Regions from separate parts of the Homo sapiens genome. Here all the other regions are linked to region 1. A link is an interaction called in ENCODE POLR2A ChIA-PET data of the cell type or tissue named here. Cell type or tissue: MCF 10A. All regions are shown on one strand. Region 1 holds the start of MRPL55 (mitochondrial ribosomal protein L55). Region 2 overlaps OBSCN (obscurin, cytoskeletal calmodulin and titin-interacting RhoGEF). Region 3 has its middle 11 kb from the start of JMJD4.

The links. ChIA-PET counts read pairs that join two places held together with the same protein. Peaks named below come from ENCODE experiments on the same cell type or tissue, not always from the same donor. Only the 100,000 strongest peaks of a DNase experiment are listed, where the experiment ranks them.
Region 2: POLR2A ChIA-PET joins it to region 1 with 5 read pairs; 1 of 35 experiments calls an interaction of 5 or more read pairs at or near these places.
Region 3: POLR2A ChIA-PET joins it to region 1 with 8 read pairs; 5 of 35 experiments call an interaction of 5 or more read pairs at or near these places.

What each region holds. Positions count from the first base shown.
Region 1 is chr1:228,106,878-228,110,877 of GRCh38, reverse strand. MRPL55 (mitochondrial ribosomal protein L55) reads left to right here and starts at 1,579. Exons shown (of 5, transcript NM_181463.3): 1 at 1,579-1,729; 2 at 1,857-1,923; 3 at 2,560-2,643; 4 at 3,009-3,210; 5 at 3,960-4,000. The coding sequence starts at 2,618. RefSeq lists a silencer at 1,134-1,223 and enhancers at 1,494-1,663, 1,932-2,645, 2,646-3,360. In MCF 10A, no CTCF peak of the experiment used is centred here; a DNase peak (open chromatin) is centred at 1,517.
Region 2 is chr1:228,258,186-228,262,185 of GRCh38, reverse strand. OBSCN (obscurin, cytoskeletal calmodulin and titin-interacting RhoGEF) reads right to left here. Exons shown (of 116, transcript NM_001386125.1): 17 at 2,410-2,685. Among named protein-coding and RNA genes, the nearest start is that of OBSCN-AS1, 47 kb to the right of the region's middle. In MCF 10A, a CTCF peak has its summit at 2,030; a DNase peak (open chromatin) is centred at 2,035.
Region 3 is chr1:227,722,565-227,726,564 of GRCh38, reverse strand. No RefSeq gene overlaps it. Among named protein-coding and RNA genes, the nearest start is that of JMJD4, 11 kb to the left of the region's middle. In MCF 10A, no CTCF peak of the experiment used is centred here; no DNase peak of the experiment used is centred here.

The DNA.
Region 1 (4,000 bases):
CAGCAAGCCACCAGCATTCCCAGTGAGGGAAGGGTAAAGGGAACTTTTTATCAGTGAAAAGGGAACTTTTATCAGCGAAAAGGGAGCGGTTCACAGAAGCTGCTTAGAAAGAGTTCATTGGTTCCAGGGGCCCAACGCCAAAGCTCAAAGTTGTCCTCAGTTCATTGGTGGCGCTGCCATTACTGGGCAAGTGTTTATTCCGAGCATCTTAACTGAATTACTGCAGTCCTAAAGATGGTCTAAATTTTGTCAAAGTAGGAGACCCGTGAATGACACAAAAGGGTTTCTTGTGGGGTTTTTAGAAAGTCCTTGCGAATAATTCTTATCTCAGACACTAAGCCTGAGCCTCCTGTTCTTCCCAGCCCTGTTTGTCTGGGCCTGACAAAGTGATTTCACTCCTTATTTGTAACTTTCACAAAACAAAGGCCCTGGTCTCATGAACTCATTGCACAAAGTGACCCTGGTTCGCTGAGGCAGATAGGCGATGCTATCTGCCTGCCCTGGTCCAAACATCTCATCTGGAATACTGCAGGCCAGTGGAAATGCCCGGAATAAGCTCTGTTTACAAGGTAATAGCGAGCCTCTCTGGCATTTCAGAAATGCGTGACAGCTGCTTCCTTAGGGCCCTCCCCACTCCATTTTGGTTACGTTGTGACATAAATTACTCCATTTTGCTGTGAACTACAGGGTCATTTCTCAGCCCCCGCCAACCCCGCGGATCCCCCCTCAGCCCCGCTGTATCAGCCTTTCGGATCCTCCTTCAGCCTCTCAGGTCCTCCTCAGCCCGCTGCGTGCCTCTTCAGCCCCCCTTGAACTTCCGTCATCCCCACAGATCCTCCCTCAGCCTCCCTAGATTCCCACCTCAGCGCCCATGGATCCTCCCTCACTGCCCCCTGGGACCTCCCTCAGTTCTGCAGATTCCCCCCTTAGCCTCCTGGGACCTCTCTCACCCCTTCTAGATCCTCTCTCAGCCCCGCAGATCCTTCCGCAGCTCCCCCTGGATCCTCCCTCAGCCCAGCTGGTGCCCACTCAGCCCCGCGGATCCTCCTTCCCTCAGCCCCCGCCCGGGTGCTCCCGCAGTCCCCCTGGGTCCTCCCTCAGCCCAGCTGATGCCCCTTCAGCTCCGAGGATCCTCCCTCAGCCCCCCTGCGTCTTCCCTCAGCCCCCTGCGTCCTCCCTCAGGACCCCTGGGTCCTCCCTCAGCCCTCCGGGACCTCTATCAGCTCTCCTGGATCCTCCCTCAGCCCTGCGGATCCTCCCTCAGCTCCCCACCCCGGGTCCTCCCTCAGCACTCCCCCACTCCGTCCTCCCTCAGACCCGCGGGTCCCCCTCGACCTCGCCGGCCCGCCCTGGTCCTCCCGGTAGGGACGGAGGTCACCTGCTCGCCGGCCCCGCCTGGGTTCTTGTACCGCCACAGCGCCCCCGCAGGCCCCGCCCACCTAGGCTTCGTCCCGCCCCCGAGATTACATCACGCCGCGCCGGCCCCGCCCAACAGGGGCGTATATCTTCGTGTCTCACCGCCCACTCTTGCCTCTCCCTGCCATGGAACACGTCATACCGCGCGACGCAGCGCCTGCCAGTGACGTCGTGGGCTGCAGCGCAGCAGCACCCAACGCAGTGAGTACCTTGATCTCCTGCGTGGCCTCGTCCCTGGTCTTAGTTCCACCGGGCAGCGGGAGTCAGGACCGCCTGTCCTCAGACCCCTCCGCAGCGACTGTGGCGGCCGCAGGTTGGCGCCTCGTGTGGGCCGGGAACAGAGGCGGGAGGCGCTGTACCCTCCCGGTGGAGTCGGGAGGGAGGGAGGCAGGGAAGGGGACAGGGGGCTGCACCTGTGATAAGCCCTTGTCCCCATGCAGTCTAGCAGGAAAGGAGAGGGAGCTTTCCCCGAAGACCCTCCTGGACCAGCCCCAGGCTCCTGTGCTGGTGAGGCCGAGGGAGAGGGATGTGGGCATAGGACACGTAGCAGGATTTCCATTTTAGAGGCAGCCGGACCTGTCTTCAGGTCCCTTCCTTGGTGAGAGACAGGGGTACGCCAGAGGAAGCTGGGCGCTCGGCCTCTGTGCAGCCTCATCTCCTGGAATCTGAGTATTGAAAACTGGGCTTTTACTTCGCACACCTCAGCACAGACTCCCATGGGAATCCAGGTCACAGCAAAGCAGCCCTGGGCCTCCATTCTCCTTTAAGCAAGCATGACAATCCTCACTTCACTGAGTTTTTATTAAAACTAGCAATGACCTTAGAAAGCAAGGCATGACCTCAGCTCCACTTTTGAGGCTGCAGTCCATTCAGAGAGGTTTCGCAGACTCGGTAACGGCCAGAACAGACAGCCTGGGCCCTGCCGCAGGCTGACTCAGAATCTTTGGGAGTAGTGACCAACTTCTGCTTTTGGAAAAACCTCTACAGGCGGTTCTGAGAAGTCCAAGGGTTGCTGGGAGAGGTTGGTGAGTGGCGTGGTGATTACATGTGTCTTGGAAGCATCCTGGGCTGGGATTTGATAAGAAACCATTAGGTGGAAGAACCTTCCTTTTAAAAAAGATCTCTTCATTCTCTGCCTAGCAGGTTGCACGCCAGGGCCTGTACTGACCACCTCCACGTGCCACTGGGGCTGTAAGGAGGAATGGCGGCCGTGGGCAGCCTGCTTGGGTAAGCATGGACTTTTAGGTCCCTGGGGATTACTGTCAGGGGCCACCCCAGGGAACCCCTCTCTTCAGCAGGAAACCGCCATTCTAATCCTCCCTAGTCCTTGCTATTGTCCACTGTCCCCTGTGCTGGAAGCTTTGTGCCCTTGCTCAGCCTGGCAGCCTCTTCCTGGCTAGGGGGCCAGAACGCCTCTGACCACAGCCTGTGGCTCCTGAGGAAGCCCCGAGGCTCATCCTGCCCCGGCACGGGTCACCAGCTCTGGTAATGTCTCCTGTGGCCCGGCAGTGCCCAATCACAGCCAGCCTCAGTCATGTTGGCACTCTGCTGCAGCACTGTCGGCTGACCAGAGCTTGAACATTTATCTGCAGCCGGCTGAGGCAGAGCACCGTGAAGGCCACCGGACCTGCACTCCGCCGCCTGCACACATCCTCCTGGCGAGCTGACAGCAGCAGGGCCTCACTCACTCGTGTGCACCGCCAGGCTTATGCACGACTCTACCCCGTGCTGCTGGTGAAGCAGGATGGCTCCACCATCCACATCCGCTACAGGGAGCCACGGCGCATGCTGGCGGTAAGCTTCCCTCTCCAGGTGCTTCCAGGTGCCGGGCTGGGGTCGAGGCTGTGGTGGGGGTGCTGGTGACCAGTCGCCTTCGGATGGACATGTGGCTGTGGTCACTGTACCACATGACAGGAGTCAGGGGAGCAGGTGGTTGTTGGAGGAGTGGAGGAAGGCTTAGATCCAAAACTGACTCTAAGCACCAAAATTAGATAGGACTAACCAGTAGTGTGTTTTTATTTTTTAAATTTATTTTTTTGAGACAGGGTCTTGCTCTGTCAACCAGGCTGGAGTGCAGAGGCACGATCTCGGTTCACTGCAGCCCTGACCCCCTGGGCTCATGCGGTCCTCCCACCCCAGCTTCCCAAGTAGCTGGGACTGCAGGTGCACACCACCATGCCTCACTAATTTTTTGAAAGATATTTTTGTAGAGATGGGGTCTCTCTGTGTTGCCCAGGCTAGTCTTGAACTCCTGGGCTCAAGCGATCCTCTCACCTAGGCCTCCCAAAGCACTGGGATTACAGGTATGAGTGAGCCATCATGCCTGGCCTTGTGTGTTTTTAAAAACATCAAATCTGGGGAAAACACAGAACAATTTATTTTAAAGATTGAAAGCTTTGAAGGGAGAGACCAATAAGAATGTTTGAAAATTAAGCTAGCATAGGATGGAAGACGTAAGTTGAGAGGAAGGCCTTGGGCTGTCCCCCCAGTAGCTCTCAAGGTCCCTCGATCCACATGGACGAAACTTGGTCTGTCCCCTGCAGATGCCCATAGATCTGGACACCCTGTCTCCTGAGGAGCGCCG
Region 2 (4,000 bases), 150 kb before region 1:
CAACGCTTTCAAGGTTTCATGTTTGTGTAATGTTAGCTTGTTTTCTTTATACTATTGCTTATGAAATTAAGGAAAAATGTTTTTATTTAGAGTTTGTTAAGAATTGTATGACATGAATTGATGCTAAATTTTTCCAAATATTTTTGGCATATTTATGATGTTGTATTTTATCCAATGCTTTTAGTCTCCATATTGGAGTAATCACATTCGTTTTTCTTTCAATCTGTTAATGTCACATTTTGTACTGATTTTCTAATGTTTCTCATGTTAAACCATCCTTGCATTACTGGACTATGACTTTTGTCATTGTGTGTTATCCTCTTGATAAATTGCTGAATTCAGGGTGCTATATTTAGTTTAAGATAGTGAGCCTTGATATTGATAAGAGATTGACCAATTTTAATTCTTCATATTCACCCTGTCAGAGCTTGGTATTAATGATATTTATTACCTACATAAAATGAGATAGAGCACTGAGGTCCTTTTTCAATACTCTAGAGGAATGTCTATGAACACAGAATAATTTCTTTCCAGAATATTTGGTACAGTTTACAGTAGAGCACTGGGGTAACCTTCTATAAGATGATTATTTGTTGCATTTCTATAAAAGGTTATAGGACTGTTCAACTTGCCTATTTCTACTTTTGATATAGTTTTGAAGAAATTGATCAATTTGCCAAAACTTTTCAAATTTACTTGCATAAATATAGGGTTAGGCATGGTGGCTCACACCTGTAATCAGAGCACTTTGGGAGGCTGAGGTGGGTGGATCACCTGAGGTCAGGAGCTCAAGACCAGCCCGGTCAACATAATGAAGCCTTGTTTCTACTAAAAATACAAAAAAATTAGCCAGGTATGGTGGCGCGCGCCTGTAGTCCCAGCTACTCGGGAGGCTGAGGTGGGAGAATCGCTCGAACCCAGGATGAGGAGGTTGCAGTGAGACAAGATCGAAGATCGCACCACTGCACTCCAGCCTGGGTGACAGAGTGAGACTCCGTCTCAAAATAATGATAATAATAATGGCATGTTCTCAAATAACAACATTTCAAGTACCTACAAAGTGGGGTTTCTGGCATCTGTACACCCCCAAGAACTCCTACATGCTGATGTGACACCAATGTTAAGTGTCGGTACCTATGAACAAGTGTGTGACTGCACTCCACCTCCATCCGACAAAAGACTCTCTTACTAAAGGAAAATAGAACTCGTTCTCAGATTTCTCTATCAACTAGCCATGAATTATTAGAACGGTATGAAACACATACTGCTTTATCTGTCAGTGGCTGCTGTATAGTAATTCATCTTTAAAATGTGTGCTGATGTAGCTTGATTTGTTTATTCCTCTTCAGTTTTAAATATACAAAATTAAACTAAGGGAAGTTCAGTCACAGAATGTTCTGACATAAGAGCAAATGAAAACAACATATACTTTCAGAAGATAATTCCAAACCTCACAGTGGTGTATCGCAGTCCAGAGCCACCAATTCCCAGTTCTGCATTTATTCTGTAGGCAGTGTAATAAAAACAAGCCAGGTGCAGTGGCTCACACCTGTAATCCCAACACTTTGGGAGGCCAAGGCGGGTGGATCACTTGAAGCCAGAAGTTTGAGACCAGCCTGACTAGCATGGTGAAACCCCATCTCCACTGAAAATACAAAAATTAGCCAGGTGTGGTGGCAGGCGCCTGTAATCTTGGCTACTTGGGAGGCTCAGGCAGGAGAATTGCTTGAACCCAGGAGGCAGAGGTTTCAGTGAGCTGAGATCGTGCCACTGTACTCCAGCCTAGGTGACAGACTCTGTCTCAAAAACAACAACAACAACAAAATAAAAAAACCCAGGATATAGATTTTGCCACATGTGGGTGCACAGAGACTTTTTATGCCCATAAGAAAGATGAGAAGAGGGTCCCCGAACACCTAAAACTTGGATAATCCAAAGTTCAATCATGAGATAATTCCAAGAATGATTGTGTGGCTGAAATTTGCCCTTATCCTTGTTCAATGGAATTCAACCATCTCTCCACAGGGGGAGCCCTCAGGTCGGGCTGGTGAGGCTGGGTGCAAGCTCTCGGATGGCCTCAGGTGAGAGACATCTGGTCTACTTCAGCCTCCAGTAGCAGCCCCTCAGTTCAATTGAGCCAAAGGGCTGGACACCTGGGAGCACCTGTGGGTTCTGACTGGGTGCTGGGAATATGTGAACAGCATTACTGCCTGGAAACACAACTCACAGTGTCTCCTGTATGCATTTATCCCTTCTGGCCAACCTCGGGCCAGCCATGGGTAGGAAAATGGCAGGTAGGATTACGAGAGACTTCCAGAGATGAACTCTAATGGAAAGAGTACTGGGGTCTATCAGCCAATCTCATCAACACCTACACACAAGGTAACTCAGCATCCCCAAACCACTGACCTGCCACTTGCAGGCGGAAGGAGAGCTGCTGGCCCCCAGCCTCACAGCTATACTCTCCGGTGTCTGCCTGGCCTGCCTGCTGCACCACCAGCCTCCGTGTACAGCCTGCAGCCTCCACATGCACTTTCAAGCTGGAGCTCAGCTTCTTCCCGTCCTTGTACCAAGTCACCTCTGTCTGGGCCTGGGCCACCTCACAGCTCAGTGTGGCGCTAGCCCCTGCTTCAGCCTGCACCTCCCTGTGTGCTGGCTGCTCCTTAGCAAACACCGCCTTGGGCTCTGGGGAAGGCAGGGATGCACAGGGTGGCCACCACCATCTAGGTCAGGAAGGCAGCACTGGGGAGAGAAGGCCTGGAAGGGGAAGTGCGAGGGACAGATGCTCTCCAGGCTCTGCACCACCGCCTCCCAGTACAAGGAACACAGTTTCTCCATCCATTCTGCATGCAGGATCTGTCACATCCCCAGGGCACCCTGCAGAATGGTGGCATGTTCCTGTGGTCCCTGCTGCTTGGGAGGCTGGTCTCGAATGCCTGAGCTCAAGCAATCCTTCTGCCTCAGCCTCTCAAAGTGCTGGGATTACAGGTATGAGGCACCGTGCCAGGCCTGATGCTAAACTTTATCAAACAGCTGTTCAGAATTTATGATGTTAAATTTCATCAAACTTTTCTTCTGCATTTATTGAGATTTTCTCTTTCAATCTGTTAATGTCATGCATGACATTTTCTGATGTTTTGAATATTGAATATATTGAGTATAGCATTTCTAAATTATGCCTTTTATCATAGTGCATTTTCCTTTTGACATACTGGTCATACCACTTTGAAAATATATTGTTGAAGCATTGGCCTGGATATCCATAATGACTGGCCTGTAATTTCAAATCTTTATACTGTTGTCATAATTGGTATCTATGTTATGCTATCCACATAAAACAGGTTCAAGAGTGTATCTTCTCATTCTATTCTCTGAAAGGATCTCTAAGAACATTCAATAATTTGTTTTGAGAATATTTGGTATAATTTATCAGTAGATCCACTGGGCTTAGACCTTTTATAAAAATATTGTTTATTACTGGTTCCACTTAATTAAAAGCTATAGGACTATCTGAGTTGTCTGTTTCTTCCTGTGTAACTTTTTCATAGTTTTCTCTAACAAATTGGCAATTCTCCAAAACTTATAAAATGTATTACCATTAAAGAATTTATCGCACTCTCTTAACACAATATTTTAGAAAGATACACAGTGGGATTTTTTGGTATCTATATATACACAACTACAAATGATTATATACTGATAGAATGCCAAGCTGTCATGGGTTGGCATTTGGGAGTCAATGTAGTACCACAACCTTTTTCTCTCTGACATTTAGCCTGTTTTGTTGTTGTTGTTGTTGTTGCTTTTATTTTTTTTTCCAGAAACAGGGTCTCACTCTGTTGCCCAGGCTGGAGTGCAGTGGTGTGATCATGGCTCACTGCAGCCTGGAACTCCTGGGCCCAAGTGATCCTCCTGCCTCAGCCTCCTGAGTAGCTGGGACTACAGGCGTGTGCCACTTCATCCAGCTAATTTCTGTAGTTTTTGTAGAGACGAGGTCTCG
Region 3 (4,000 bases), 380 kb after region 1:
TGACCATCTTAACAAATGCAGAAAATAAATTTGACAAAATCCAGCATCTTTATGATGAAAACATTCAACGAGATAAGAACAGGAGGGAATATGCTCAGACTGCTAAAGGGCACATGAAAACCCTGCAGTGGCTCACGCCTGTAATCCCAGTACTTTGGGAGGCCAAGATGGGTGGATCATTTGAGGTCAGGAGTTCGAGACCAGCCTGACCAACATGGTGAAACCCCATCTCTACTTAAAATACAAAATTAGCTGGACATGGTGGTACATGTCTGTAATCCCAGCTACTTGGGAGGCTGAGGCAGGAGAAACGCTTGAACCCGGGAGGCAGAGGTTGCAGTGAGCCAAGATTGTGCCATTGCACTCCAGCCCAGGCCACAAGAGTGAAACTCTGTCTCAAAAAAAAAAAAAAAAAAAAAAAGAAAAAGGAAAGAAAACCCTGCAGCTAACACCATGCTTCGTGGTGGAAGCCTGTATACTAATGTCCTAAGATCAGGAACAAGATATATACATCCACTCTAATGACATCTGTTTATCATTGTACTGGAGGTGCTAACCAGGACAATTTGGCAACAGAAATGAATAAAAGCCATCTAGATTGGAAAGGAAGAAGTACGATGATCTTTGTTCACAAATGATATGATCTTATATTTAGAAAAATGTAAGAAATTCACTAAAACATATTAGAATAAAGGAATTCAGCAAACTTAACAGATGCAAAAAATTGGTTATATTTTTGCACTTAAGAAATGAGCATTGAAAATGAAATTTAAAAAGCCTTCTATTTACAATAAACTCAAAAGCAAAATAATTAGAAATAACTTTAATGACAGACATGTAAACTGGAACACTGAAAACTGTATCTCAAGTGTGGTGCAAGGTCAGAGACAAGGAAGCCCATGGATATATGTGTCTTTCCACAATGTCAGGCTTTTATTGATTCTATTCAATCACAAAAGCCACAAGCTACATGGAGTTCCCGAGGAGGCAATTCTCCTTAGTAGTTCCCGTTCACTAGGTAGTCAGAGCCACAGGCACACAGGCTCAAGCCACTCCACAAGTCAGTAAATATTGCAAACACTACCTAATAGTATACTTAATATGTAAATGTTATAGATTAAACATTTGACAACAAAGTAACATTAACATCAAGAGAAGAGATAGGAGAAAATGTTAAAGAACCAGTTCGAGGAGAACTTAAATGAAGACAAAGAGAATCTTCTGGTCTGGGCCAGGCAGTCCATCAATCTTGCAAGAAAGAATCTTTGATGGGGCAGACAGAGGCTTTGGCAGCAGATGTCGAGTTCTTATTATGAGTGCCAGCAAGATGGTGTTAGTTAAGACAGCTGTTTTGAGCTGCTGATGGCCTGCTATTTTTATGACAACAGAGTCCACTGGTGAGAACTGATAGTGGATGAGTATGCTTGTTTATATCCTTATATGGTTGGATGCAGGCCTTTTTTTAAAATTTATTAAGCAAAATATCTTATCCTTGTTGTCAAAGTGTCCTAAGAAATGTAAAATGGAGTCTTTTTTCTAAGATGGGGTTACTTAAGTCAAGGGTGCTCTCTACACTACAATACATGGTTATCATCCTTGAGCCTTCTCTCCTTGGCTCTGAGGACTTTACCTTCTTGGGGAAAAAAGGGGATTGCATTCTTGGCCTTTATATTATTAGAGGTGGGCTCTGGGTAAGGTCTACACAACCAAATGAGTGTTCCTATTTCCATTTTTATGGATAGAAGCCTGAGGCCCACAAAGGGAGGAAATGATGATCCATATCCCAGAGGGCAGAATATCAGGCAACATTTCCCTCTACCCAGCCCCTCCCCACTGTCCTGTATTTAAGGTACCCCCAGATGTGATACCAATGGGTGTTTAAGAGAAAGCCCTGGGATCCGGGAGTCTGAGGAAGGGGGATTAGGGATTCCAAGTCTGAGGTGTAAAAAAAAAAAAAAAAAATGACCAAGGCAAGTCTCAATCACTTTAAGAGGTTTATTTTCCAAGGTTAAGGATGTGGAATAGAAAAGAATACAGAACCACGGGAAAAACTGTGGCCCATGGTTTCTCCAAGGAGGATCTGGGGACCTCAACATTTAAAATGAAAAGGGTGGGTATTGGGGATTGAGGAAGGAATTGTGAAAAGGGTGTGGGTAAATAAGAGGCAAGCGGTTGCATCCTTTTGAGTCTTTGATCAGCCATTCAATGAATACACAATTTACGTTGGGGGGGTGGGTAGAGAAATAGTCACACATTTATCTAGCTTGGTGAATCTGCATTTTTGCATAAGATAAAATAAACATAGGGCACAGGAAGCAATCAGATATGCATATATCTCAGGCAGAGGGATGACTTTGAGTTCTGTTCTTTGTTCCATACCTGTGAATATAAGCTATCAATTTACATTGTCAGGGTGAAATGAAACAGAACTGTTTTAGGGTAAAAATCTTGGAGCCCACAATTTGTGGGCAAATTGTGAGAGAGGTGCGATGCTTTTTTTTTTTTTTAAATCTTTGTAGCTATCTTATGTAGACACGAAATGGGAGGCAGGTTTGTGTGACCCAGTTCCCAGACTGACTTTTCCGTTTGGCTTATTTAGTTTAGGGTCTTGAGATTTATTTTCCTTTCACAGGGGCAAGAGGGCCCTGGGAAGATCAAGGCTGAGCGTCCAGGTTCCACAGAATGGAGTCACTGAGGGGCAATTGTAGAATAAGAGAGTGTGGAAAGTAGAAAAGTTCCTCTTCAGAGCTCGTCTTAGTTTAAAAATAAAATAATAGACACTAGAGATAATAGCTTCTTGCTCTAAAGCCCCCTATCAACTATTAGTTCTTACACTTTAGCCCACTTAGTTGCTTTGCCTTACTCAGGCATGTCTGGACAGGCCCCAGCAAGTCTTAGTTCATAGCTCATGCCCCTTCCTTATTTGGAAATGTTATTGCTTCTTTAAACCTTTCATAAGCAATTTCCTCTCCTTTTTTGTTCTCCCTTGCACTTACCTATTTAGGAAAGTTTCAGGTTGTTAGCAAATCAGGTATCAGTTTAAGATTGTGAGGTCCAGGTCCAGCCAATGGATGCAGGACACAGCAGAAGGATGACCCAAATGCATAAGGGATAAATATGTCTGCTTTTCATTTGTTCAAGTGTACTCTCATCATTGTTCCATCTGCGAGGATATCAGGGGAAATTCAGCCAGATATCGGGCAAAATTCAGCCAGATATTGGGTGAAATTCACCCCCAATATTTCACGTAGGTTCTTTTCTATATTCCCTAAGTGTCAACTGGTCTGAGAAATAAAGGGACAGAGTACAAAAGAGAGAAATTTTAAAGCTGGGAGTCAGGGGGAGACATCACATGTCAGCAGGTTCTGTGATGCCCCCTGAGCCGCAAAACTAGCAAGTTTTTATTAGTGATTTTCAAAAAGGGAGGGAGTGTATGAATAGGGTGTGGGTCACAGAGATCACATGCTTCACAAGGTAATAGACTATCACAAGGCAAATGGAGGCAGGGCGAGATCACAGGACCACAGGACTGGGGCAAAATTAAAATTGCTAATGAAGTTTCAGGCATGCATTGTCATTGATAACATCTTTAAGGAGACAGGGTTTGAGAGCAGACAACTGGTCTGACCAAAATTTATTAGGCGGGAATTTCCTTGTCCTAATAAGCCTGGGAGCGCTATGGGAGACTGGGGCTTGTTTCATCCCTACAGCTCGACCATAAAAGACGGCCGCCCACCGAAGCGGCCATTTCAGAGGCCTACCCTCAGGGATTCATTCTCTTTCTCAGGGATGTTCCTTGCTGAGAAAAAGAATTCAGCAATATTTCTCCTATTTGCTTTTGAAAGAAGAGAAATATGGCTCTGTTCTGCCTGGCTCACCGGCGGTCAGAGTTTAAGGTTATCTCTCTTGTTCCCTGAACATTGCTGTTATCCTGTTCCTTTTTCAACGTGCCCAGATTTCATATTTTTCAAACACACATGGTTCTACAATTTGTGCAGTT